Regions from separate parts of the Homo sapiens genome. Here all the other regions are linked to region 2. A link is a contact called in ENCODE Hi-C or POLR2A ChIA-PET data. All regions are on one chromosome and are shown on one strand. The core of a region is the stretch at or near the end of the contact, and the rest is flanking DNA. Distances in the headings are between cores, read along the strand shown. Region 1 has its middle 31 kb from the start of MIR5008. Region 2 holds the start of WNT9A (Wnt family member 9A). Region 3 has its middle 54 kb from the start of MIR5008.

Region 1 (3,606 bases), core at 223-2,722, 37 kb before region 2:
TATTTAATTATAGGTCTACCTTAAATGAACAGTGTTGACTGGAAATATGTTCTTTAAATTATGGGAAGGAAGGAATGAGAAAGAAGGAAAGAGGAAAAAAGAAAAAAGGAAGAAGGGAGGGGGAAAAGAAGAGAAAGAGAGGAAGAAATAAAAGAAAGAAAAGAAAACAGAGGTGGGGGAAGGAATGATGGAGAAAAAGAAAATATGAAAGGAAAAATGAAAAAAAAGAAGGAAGGGAGGGAAGGAAAAAGAAAACAAGAACGAAAAAAGAGAAAGAAGAAAGAAGGGAGAGGAGGGAGTGAGGAGGGGAGGGAGAAGGGAAGAAGGAAGGGAGGAGGGGAGGAAGGAGGGAAGGAGGGGAGGGAGGAGGGAAGGAGGGGAGGAAGGAGGGGAGGGAGTAAGGGAGGAAGGAGGGAAGGAAGGAGGGGAAGAGGTAAGGGAGGAAGGAGGGGAGGAGGGAAGGAAGGAGGGGAGGAGGGAAGGAAGGAGGGGAGGAAAGGGGAGAAAGGAAGGAAGGGAGGAGGGGAGGGAGGAGGCAGGAGGGGAGGGAGGAGGGAAGGAGGGGAGGAAGAGGGGAGGAAGGAAGGAAGGAGGGAAGGAAGGAGGGGAGGAGGAGGCAGGAGGGGAGGGAGGAGGGAAGGAAGAAGGGGAGGAAGGAGGGGAGAAAGGAGGGAAGGAATGAAGGGAGGAGGGGAGGGAGGAGGAAGGAAGGAGGGAGGGAAGGCAGGCAAGTGAGGAGATTATCTGGAAAGATCACTGAGGGACCCTGAGGTAAATCTTTAACATGTCAGATATGTGTTGTTAAACAATCCTTCTTCTGGCTGGGGGCGGTGGCTCATGCCTGTAATCCTAGCACTTTGGGAGGCCAAGGCGGGTGGATCACGAGGTCAGGAGTTCAAGGCCAGCCTGGCCAACACAGTGAAACTCCGCCTCTACTAAAAATATAAAAACTAGTCGGGCGTGGTGGTGGGTGCCTGTAATCTCAGCTACTCGGCAGGCTGGGGCAAGAGAATTGCTTCAACCCGGAAGGTGGAGGTTGCAGTGAGCCAAGATCACACCACTGCACTCCAGCCTGGGTGACAGAGCAAGACTCCGTCTTGGGGGTAAAAAAAAGCTTCTTCCATTAAAATAAATGGGAGGATAGGAGCTGAGACAGAAGCCTTTCAGCCCGTGCTGCAGGCAGCCCCAGCCCCAGGCATCATTGCGGTGGGAGACTGTGACGCTGAGAGGTTTCTGCTCTGTTCCTCCAGGGTTCAGGCCTCGGAGGATGGTAAGTGGGCTCCCCTCAGCCCAGCCTCCTCCCTAGATGTCTCCATGTCGAGGTCTTTATTTTTATCTTAACACAAGGACCTGCTTTGTTTTGTTTTGTTTTGCACAGAGACTCACACAGGCTGGCTGTCAGGCCATGGCTATCCCTGCCTCTCTGCCTCCCTGCCCTGGCTGCAGGGCCAGCCCTGCTGCAGCTGCCGCCTGATTCCCTTCCTCACCACCCAGGGGAGCTGCTCCTTGGGACCTCCAGAATTCCTCTCCTCGGTTTGTGCCCAAGCACACCCTCAAATCGTTGACTGGAAGAGATGTGAGGGTGGTGAACTTTGCTGGAATTTGCCTGCCTGAAACTGTCTTTATTCTAGTTTTTTAAAAGCAAGCTTGGCTAGGCGTGGACTTCTAGGTTGCAAATGACCCTTGCTACGAGTTTGCAAGGGGCCGCTGCATTTCAGCCCAGCATCCCTGCCGCAGGCCTGATACTCCAGGCTTGATGTGCACATCAGTTAGGAATGACTTGGGTGGCAGATGACAGAAAACAGCCAACTCTAGCTTAAACAAACACACTTTCATTTGTTTTAAATCTCACACACAACAAAAGCTAGGATTTGGCCTGGCGTGGTGGCTCATGCCTGTAATCCCAGCACTTTGGGAGGTTCAGATGGGAGGCTCACTTGAGCCCAGGTGTTTGAGATCAGCCTGGGTAACGTGGTACGACCCAGTCTCTACCAAAAATACAAAAATAAGCTGGGCATGGTGGCACCTGCTGTCTTTATAAAACTCATATAAAGCTGGCGCCTATGGTCCCAGCTACTCGGGAGGCTGAGGTGGGAGAATAGCTTGAACCTAGGAGGTTGAGGCTGCAGTGAGCCGAGCTCTCACCACTGCACTCCAGCCTGGGCGACAGAGTCAGACCCTGTCTCAAAAAACAAAACAAAACAAAACAAAACTAGGGTTCATGCGAGAGCACCATGAGGTCACTGGAGCCTTTTCTATTTTTGCTCTGTCTTCCTTAATGGGTCGCTTCCTTACTCATGATCTCAAGACGGTTGCGGTGACTCCACCATCACATCCTGTGTCCTATGCAGGAAATGGGTGCAAGGGAAAAGATATGCTGAGCAAAATGGGCATGCTTTCAGCAAAGCTTTGCCTGCTTGCTGGAGAAGAGACCTTCTCGCTGTAGGAATTTATCATGACATCTCATCGTCCAAAAGGGTGTCAAGTGCCCACCATAGATTCTCCTACAGCCAAAGAAAAGCTGACCTATTTTTTTTCTCACTAGATTTCTTGGGCTTTATATTTCCAATTTTTATTGAAAATAATTACTTCACTGGCCATATTTTTGTTTTCAGTAGTTTACTTTTTTGTTTTATTGTTCCTTTTTCATAGATGATTTTCTTTTTCTTCTTCTTTTTCTTTTTAGACAGATTTCACTCATGTTGCCCAAGCTGGAGTGCAATGGCATGATGTCGGCTCACCACAACCTCCACCTCCCAGGTTCAAGTGATTCTCCTACCTCAGCCTCCCAAGTAGCTGGGATTACAGGCATGCACCACCATGCCTGACTAATTTTGTATTTGTAGTAGAGATGGGGTTTCTACATGTTGGTCAGGCTGGTCGCAAACTCCCAACCTCAGGTGATCCACCCGCCTCAGCCTCCCAAAGTGCTGGGATTACAGGCGTGAGCCACTGCGCCCAGCAGATGATTTTCTTTCTTTTCTCCTTCCTTCCTTCCTTCCTTTTCTTTTCTTCCCTTCTTCCCTTTTTTGAGACAGAGTAGTGGCATGATCTTGGCTCACTGCAACCTCAACCTCCTGGGTTCAAGCGATTCTTCCACCTCAGCCTCCCAAGTGGCTGGGACTAGCTGCGCCCACCACCTATAATTTTTAAAAAATTGTTGTGCAGAGAAAGGGTCTTGCTATGTTGCCCAGGCTGGTCTTGAACTCCCGGACTCAAGCGATCCTCTGGCCTCAGTCTCCCAAAGTGCTGTGATTACAGGTGTGAGCCACTGCCCTAGGTGGTATTTTTTTCCCCAGGTCTTCCTAATGATACTTATTAGAGTTTATTTAAAACTCTTGTCTGTGACCTGGATTATTTCTGTTTCTTTCAGCATCATTTTTTGGTCTGTCTCCCTGGAGCACTCACATTGATTCTGTGGACACATAAATCAGACCACATCTCACTTCTGCCTCAAACCTCTGACATCCAGAAAGCAAGGAAGTCCTCAGAGACTCAAAGAATCACAATGGCACTGCATTGAAACACACTGAATTTGAAAGAAGGAAGGACCCATGCATCTTTAGCAATACTAAAAAACAAACACAAATAAGGGAGGGAGAGTTT
Region 2 (3,790 bases), core at 161-2,660:
CAGGGCCGTACCCACAGTTGGAGCCAGGAGAGGGCTGCGGGTGGGGGCCCCAGGGAACTGAGACACCGGGCTGACCCTGGAAGACGACCCAGAAGAAAGGAACAGAGAGAAGAAAGGGAGAGAAAGAAAAACACAAAGGGAAAGTTTCCCATGAAAATATTTTATTTTCTTTGAGAACAGGATACACCTGCAGGGCTCCTCGGCCCAGGCGGCCTCTCCCTGCCCGGGCGGGTGCCAGATTCCTGGACCAACGGGGCCCTCTGCCGGCCAGCCCGCCGCGCGCTGGCGCTCAGGCCAGAGGGCCGGGAACAGGTGACCGGCGGAGGGCGGCGGCCCGGCTGAGGGAGCGGCCCAGGGCGTCCAGGTCGGGGGCTGGGATCCGAAGGCCAGCCAGGGCTCCCAGCGGCGGCGCTCGGGGTAGGAGGCTGGAGGGTGGCGGGGAGGCCCGGGGCGCTGCCTCGCACGGCGCCACCCTGCACCTCAGCGCGCCCAAAGCGCAGCGAGGGTCCCTGTAAAGGTCGCAGGACTGGGCATCCCAGACCTCAGAGAGGGGGAGGGAAGAAGGAAGGGAAAGAAAGGAAGAGAGAGACGCGCCGACAGCCCGGCAAAGCGCTGCTGCAGAGACACGTGAGCACGGGCAATGACACCGCGGGACGCCCCGGCCGGGCCCTGCGCTCCCGGCCAGGTTCCATGGACGCGCTCCCGCGGGCCGGGGCCCGGGCCACAGAGTCAGAAGCAAAGCGCAAGAAAAATAAATTCCTCCAGCTTGGAGGATTTCTCTCTTTCTCTCTCTCTCTCCGTTTGGGGCTCAGCGCGAGGAACATCTGGATTTTGTACGTATTTTTGTTATTGTTAAATTAACTTCTCGAGAAGAGAAAGGGGGGGAAGCTGCTAGGTGGGCGATGGCCAGGGGCTGAGGACTCAGGCTCCAGCCTTTTGGCAAGGACACGGCGGCCCAAGGAAGTCGGGACCTGATCCCAGTCCCTAAGCGCGAGGCAGTCCTGCTCACGGCGGCGACTACGACGACGACGACTCTGCGGTCACGGAGGACCGCGGCCCGGCGCAAGCCGGACGGGTCCACCCGCCTCTCTAGCCGTGCCGCGCAGCGGACGGAGCGACGCGCGCGCCGCAAACAAACAGCGCCAGGCAACCCGGCGGCCCCGCCGCGCCCCGGCCCCAGCCACCCCGGGTGCCTCGGGGACTCCGGACGACCCCGCCCCGGCCCCGCCGCCCCCGCCCACCAGTGCGCGCCGGCCGCCGAAGGCACCTACCCGAAGTAGGCGGCCGAAGGGCGCAGCGCGGCGAGCAGCAGCGTCAGCCCGAAGGCCGCGGCCAGCCAGCGCGCCAGCGGGGACCCATCCAGCATCTTGCCGCGCCTCGGCGGCCGACCATCGCGCTCCCAGCTCCGCGCAGGGCGCGCCGCGGCCGCCGCCCTCTTATAGCGCCCGGAGCGCGGCCAGCTGGGCCCGGCCCCGCCCCGCGCCCGGGAGGGGATCACGCCGGCGCCGGGGGCGGGCCGAAACCCGAGCCGCGCGCGCCAGCCCGCCAGCCCCTCCCGGCCACTCGGGGCCCCGGCCGCCGCTCCCGGCGCGGGTCTCGGGCGCGCCCTGCCCGGCGGGGATGGAGGAAGGGGAGGCGGAGAGCGGTGGGAACCGAGGGCGGGGCGTGCGAGAACCCGGGGCGACCACGGCGGGACGGCATTGGGGGGCCGGAGGCGGGCATCGGGAAGCGGGTAGAGCGTTGGGGGCGCTGCAGTGGGAGCTTGGGGCGGCCCCCGGGGCGGGATTGAGGGGGAGGGGAGGGGAGGCGTTGGCCGCCGGGCTAGCCGCCGGCGGGGCTCCAGGCCGGGACGGTCGGGGATGGTTCCACAGAGGACCCAGCCGTCTGCCCCGAGCTGGGCGCTGCGCGGCTGCTCCGGGGGAAGCTTGGTGAGGAGGAGTCGGGCCAGCCGGTGATGCCTGCGCCTCTTGCGCATGCTGACCCCCTCAAGGAGCGGGGCCAGAGAATCGCTCCTTTCTGGCAGGGACTGTGGCCGCTTTCGGCCTGGGAATGAAGCGACGTAGCCTGCTGGGGCTGTGAGGTGAGTAGCTCTACCTTTTGGGGTCCTGATGGTCTCCCCATTCTTAAATTGTGGGAGTGGAGCTAGCGGCTAAGTCAATGAAACACCAGCCATCGGGCAACGCCCTTCTCAGAGCCTGTGTCCTGGCCGGGACGGGGAGAAAGAGGACTCCTGGGATGGAAGGTGCACACCCAGGCAGCTGGAAGCGCTCAGTCACAGCCCGGGGACTCGTCCCCTCTGCGATACGGATTCGGAGCTGCTTCTGAAGCAGAATGGTGTCAGAGGACCCAGAGCTGGCATTAGGATACAGGTGCACACATTCCAGACAGACCTGGGGGTGGCATCCAGGAGAAGGCTTATAAGTTCCCTGGATGGGGCCTCTGTGCCATGCAACAAGGGACACAAGAACAGGGCTTGGGGTCCAGGCTGGCGGTGGCATGCCTGCCACCTGCAGACCCTGGTCAGTGCAGGATGGTGCCTCCAACACGGGCTAGGCTGCCAAGGCTGAGGACACAGGGCCAGCGAGCCTGCCCAGCCACGTGCTGCAGGGGCCTCAGAGACCTGGGCTGCGGTGCCAGGTCTCTAGGCAGTGCCCTCTGTGCCTGCAGGGACTGATTCTGGCACAGTGACCGCAGAACCTGGGGGGCGGAGCACATGCCCCCGGAAGGCTGTGAAATCCCGCCAGTGGCAGTGACAGAGGCGAATATGAGGGTCCTCAGAGGAAAAACAAAGAAGATAGGAGCAGCAGAAAATGGCCCCCACGAGGATCTGAGCCAACCTCGCCACCCCTAGGGCTCCCGGCCCTGCTTCCCTGGGAAAGCCTGGCCATGTGGGTCACCCCTGTGAGCATACCCTTTCTGAGTGTCTGATGGCCAGTTTGCCAGGTGAGCTTCAGGTGCATGTGGGGCAAAGCAAGGGTGGGGAAGGGAGGAGACCGGGCCTGAGCAGTCACTCCCTCTCGGGGCCTCGGTTTCCCCATCTGAGACCCATCCAACTCCAGCGAGTGGTGGCTTTTCTCCAAGGCATGATGTCCTGTGTGGGAGCCCTGGCCCCTGGTTCTGCTTTTCCACTAGGTGTGACTGGTCTCACATCCTTCCCCATCCATAGGACCCCCCTCCTGTGGGGAGAGGGCACTTGTTTGTCCTCTTTTGCTCAGGGGGCTGGGCCACCTCCCTTGAAATGGGGCTGACTCAGCAGAGGGAGTGCAGACGGCAGCCCAGCCCACCCAGGCTGCAGCGACCCCAGTGGGAGGCCCACCCGCCCCACGGCCATGGGCTCCAGTGAGCCCCCAAAGTCTGGCTCCAGCACCAGGAAGTGAGAGGCAGCAGAGGGAAGCAGACAGGACGGGAGACCCTCCCCACCCCCCACACACCCCCCTGCAATGATGGCATGCTTAAAGGCATGGAGGCTGCCTCCAAGAAGACGTGTGAGATTGTAAATGTGCATCACAAGCGCCTCCGGCATCACAGAGCTCCCTTCCACTGGGGGTGAAGCACTCTCCCAGCAGCAGCTTAGTGGTCCCCAAGGAAGGAGGCAGCTGCCTGGCCGGCTGAGGGGCAGGGGGCTCTAGTCCCAGTCCTGGACTCTCAGGACCACATTTGGTGCAAGAGGGTGCTGAGAAGGATGATCCGACATCCATGAACTCGGGAAGGACCCTGCTGTTTCGCCAGAGAAGGGAGGCCATCAGCTCATGGCAGCTTTTGGTGGTGGTGGGAGTGGCAGGCCAGCCCT
Region 3 (3,411 bases), core at 805-3,304, 60 kb before region 2:
GCTAGGCACCCAGGATGGCCTCCCTGTGACCTTTGGGGCCAGAGCAAAGCCCCTGCCCCAGGGAGATGGGTAAAGAGAGGGCAGCAGGACCCCTTCACCACCCCTTGTGACCCTGCAGGGGCTGTGAGACAGGCCCACGTTGCCGGCAGCCCAGCTAATCACATAGACAGCTCCTCACCCACCAGACTCGCAGGCAGGTCTACTGGCCTCTCCTCAGTAGTTTAACGACCAAAACAGACCCTCCCGGTAAAAAGCCATTTTTTGACTGCAGCCAGGACCCAACCCATGAGCCGATCCCACGCTGTTCCTGTTCCGCTGTTCACCCAGAGGCCATGAGTCAGCCATGGTGGCCCGAGGCCAGCTGAGGAGGCAGGCCCAGTCTAGCCTGTGAGAACTTACCTGTTGGGGGCAGCCAGTGGCCACCCAACCTGGGCCATTACAGACAAGGGTAGTCAGGGCAGGACTGGACCCCGGGGTGTGGGCAGTCACTCCTGTCTGCTTACAGGAAGAGCAAAATGGGGTGGGGCCCGTGTCCCCCAACCACTTGGGAAGTAAGCCTAGTACTGTGCTGGGGGGCAAGGGAGTCCCTTGTTCTCAGGCTCTACCCTGGCCCCAGCCTGTCCAGAGCTGGCATAAACACAGCATGATCTGTAAGCCAGTCAGCACCAGACAGCTGGGGTCCCTCCCTGCGCCCTCCCTTGTCCAACAGACTGGCTGGGACTCCCCTGTGGCCCTGGGGCAGGCTTGAGGCCAAGGGGACAGTGGGGGGCTCCGTGGCTGCAGCAAGAGCTTAGGCGGGGCCAGGGGTATCCTGCAGAGGGACCCCCATGGGGCTCCAGGTGGGAGGGTCCCACCCACCAGCTCAGTCACAGAGATAGGGCTGCCTGGATCTCCTGGGATTCCCAGACCTCTCCCCTGCCCAGCCTCCCCCACCCGAGACCTCTCCGCTGACCCCTTCCCCGGATGCTCCCTCCCTAGGACTGTTCCCCCCAGGCCTCTCCCCCACCTTCCCCCAGGCCTATGGTGCTCCCCTCCTGAGCAGCAGAGCCAGCCAAGCTTCTCAGCTCCTAAGTGGGGCTCTTGCGTCTTTACAAGTCTCCCACCCCATAAAAGAGATCACCGCGGAGCTGTCCAGAACCCCTGGAAACAGCTGGGTCGGACGGTGACAGGGTGGGTGGAGAGAGGCGGAACGGGAGCCCGGGAAGCCTGGGGGTCGCCCTGGGAGCTCCAGACACCCTGTCCAGGACCGGGCAGCTGCAGCCCTCCCCACGCAGGTACCTCCCCACCCACGACCCCGACCCCCACCCCGGCGCTGAGCCTCTCTGCTGGCTGCAGGGGTGGGGGGCTGGACAGGCCCTTCCAGGACATCCAGGAGTATCAGGCAGGGTTGACAACAAATGCCTGCTGATTAATAACAGTTTGATGGGAATTTCATACGCTGCCTGGATCCTAAACATTCTCCAGGAACATCTGGCTGAGACCGGGCAGCCTGTTTATGTTCACAATGAGAACATTTTTTCCGACGCAGCCCGCAGCGATTGTCTCCCTCAGAAGCAGCGCTGGGGACGCCCTCCTGGGCCGGGCAGGGGGCGGGGGACTGGGGCCGGGGCTGCAGCCAGCCAGCCTTCCTTGGGGCCCAACCCCTTCGCCGACCCTGCAGGGTGGGACCCCACCCCCGAGTGGAAGAAGGAACCGGAAGCCAGGCCCGCGGGCAGGGAGGGTGGGGGCGAATCCCTACCCCACCCGAGGGGAGGGGCCTGAGAAGGGCTTTTCCCCCCCTCTTCCTCCATTCTGCCCCCTTACTCCTCCCTCTCCAAGATTCCAAATCCCCTTCATCCCATAGAGGGGCTTCCTGGCTTCTGGCCCGCCCGCGGTGCACAGCCTTGCTGGGGGAGGGGAGGTAGTCAGCGGAGTGGTGTGGGTCACCAGGGAGGGGAGGGGACACCCAGCTGGGGCTCCCAGGCTCACGTCTACGGTGGGGACCGGGCTGTGGGCCCCTTTGGCCCTCACCTCCCTGGCCTGGTCCAGTCCCTCCCGCCCTGAGCTTAGGGCCTCCAGGGGTCCCTCTGGGGGCGTCCAGGAAGGGGAGGGCAGCCGTGGCGTGGAGGGCCTTGCGCACCCAGGTGGTGATGAGGGCGGGCGGGGCGCGGGGAACGTGCAGCCAGAGACCGTGCTAAGACCCCGAAGTCGAGCCCTGGGCAGGGGCGGCGGCACCGTCTGCCCCTCACCCCATCCCCACCGCAGCTAACGTGGCCCGCCCGCCCATGGGGTCAGGGTTTCCAGGCGGCCGGTCCTGCCCCCGGGGCTGCACCGCGCCACTGTGTGTGGTCCTTGTGGGAGCCACTCATTTATTTTTCTTTCTTTGTCCCTCCTCTTCCTTTTTAATAAAATGCATCAGAGCGGAGTGCAGACGCCACCTCCGATGTCCTTATAAAACGTGTGCGCGGGTGCTGCGCATGCGTGTGTCGCTGGGGGCTGTAGGCTGGGAGCCTCCGGGAACTCCCCTCGCCAGGCCACCAGCCTTCCTACTCATGGGGAGGGGGCGTCGAGCCCAATGAGCTCATGCTGGGCCTTGGAGACCCGTCGACACTTTGCACATAAACAGGGAAGCACCGGGTCCCCAAGGCGGTGGGGGCCAGGCTAGGAGGGGATGGATGGTGGCCACCCCCAGGCCTCCCTCCACAGCCCCGAAGGAGCTTTACGGGGTCCACTATCCTGGGACCTAAGGCCCAGGGTGCCTGTTCTTGGCTGTAACCCCTGCCGGTGGACCATGCTCAGGCAAAGAAGGGGAGGGGCCTGAACCCACAGCAGCTCAAGGATGAATCCTGCTTCTGTTGGGTAGGAGAAGGGTCGGCCTCTGTGAGCAGGTGTCCCCCACCACTAGGCTTGCAGTGCTGGATAATGTGGTCCTGCAGGCCTGTGTGAGGGCCCAGGCCTCCCCTCCAGAGGGGTGCCCAGCACTGCAAGGATGTGGGTGGATGGGACAGGCACTCCCAGCACCCAAACACTTGCTCTAAGTGACAGCCCAGGTGTTCCCTGGTGTTTATGTTTTCCTGCAGAGCTGATCTCAGCGCCTACCTGCCCACCACACAGGCAATGTCAACAAATCCCTGTAGGTAGGCCCAGCCCGGCCTCCCCTGCAGCGCCTCAGGGACCTGCCACCCCCACCGAGTCCAGACACGCACTCAGGCATCCCAGGCTTCAGGTGCCCAGAGATCAGGTGTCCAGGGCTCAGGTGCCCACAGCCCAAGTGTCCACAGCCCAGGTATCCAAGCCCCAGGTGCCCACAGCCCAGGTATCTAAGGCTCAGATGTCCACAAGCCAGGCATGCATGGCTCAGGTGTCCACGGCCCAGGCATGCAAGGCCCAGGTGCCCACATCCTGGTGCCCACAGCCCAGAGAGCAAGACTG

The links. A loop is a pair of places that touch in the nucleus more often than their neighbours do. ChIA-PET counts read pairs that join two places held with the same protein, here RNA polymerase II (POLR2A). Pooled maps may share reads with other maps.
Region 1: a map of Calu3 shows a loop between it and region 2 (11-fold over the local background). The contact joins the enhancer-like site here to the promoter of WNT9A in region 2. A Hi-C loop is called at or near these places in 3 of 168 maps with a recorded cell type or tissue (Calu3, HepG2 and PC-9) and 4 of 50 pooled maps. POLR2A ChIA-PET finds 5 or more read pairs at or near these places in 5 of 52 experiments (H1, MCF 10A, PC-9 and 2 more).
Region 3: a map of sigmoid colon shows a loop between it and region 2 (8-fold over the local background). The contact joins the enhancer-like site here to the promoter of WNT9A in region 2. A Hi-C loop is called at or near these places in 13 of 168 maps with a recorded cell type or tissue (MCF 10A, PC-9, endothelial cell of umbilical vein and 9 more) and 15 of 50 pooled maps. POLR2A ChIA-PET finds 5 or more read pairs at or near these places in 3 of 52 experiments (MCF 10A, OCI-LY7 and WTC11).

The regions. Positions count from the first base shown.
Region 1 is chr1:227,909,258-227,912,863 of GRCh38, forward strand. No RefSeq gene overlaps it. Among named protein-coding and RNA genes, the nearest start is that of MIR5008, 31 kb to the right of the region's middle. Within about 2 kb of position 1,473, at least 2 of the 41 ENCODE cell types and tissues checked have a DNase peak (open chromatin) inside an H3K27ac peak, as active enhancers do.
Region 2 is chr1:227,946,522-227,950,311 of GRCh38, forward strand. It overlaps WNT9A (Wnt family member 9A), which reads right to left and starts at 1,411. Exons shown (of 4, transcript NM_003395.4): 1 at 1,272-1,411. The coding sequence starts at 1,366. LOC124904533 (a long non-coding RNA gene) reads left to right here. Exons shown (of 2, transcript XR_007066912.1): 2 at 181-782. RefSeq lists silencers at 233-342, 1,446-1,525 and an enhancer at 1,316-1,365.
Region 3 is chr1:227,885,582-227,888,992 of GRCh38, forward strand. No RefSeq gene overlaps it. Among named protein-coding and RNA genes, the nearest start is that of MIR5008, 54 kb to the right of the region's middle. RefSeq lists enhancers at 245-840, 841-1,437. Within about 2 kb of position 2,055, at least 22 of the 41 ENCODE cell types and tissues checked have a DNase peak (open chromatin) inside an H3K27ac peak, as active enhancers do; they include heart left ventricle, heart right ventricle, prostate gland and 3 more, where a contact is called at or near this core.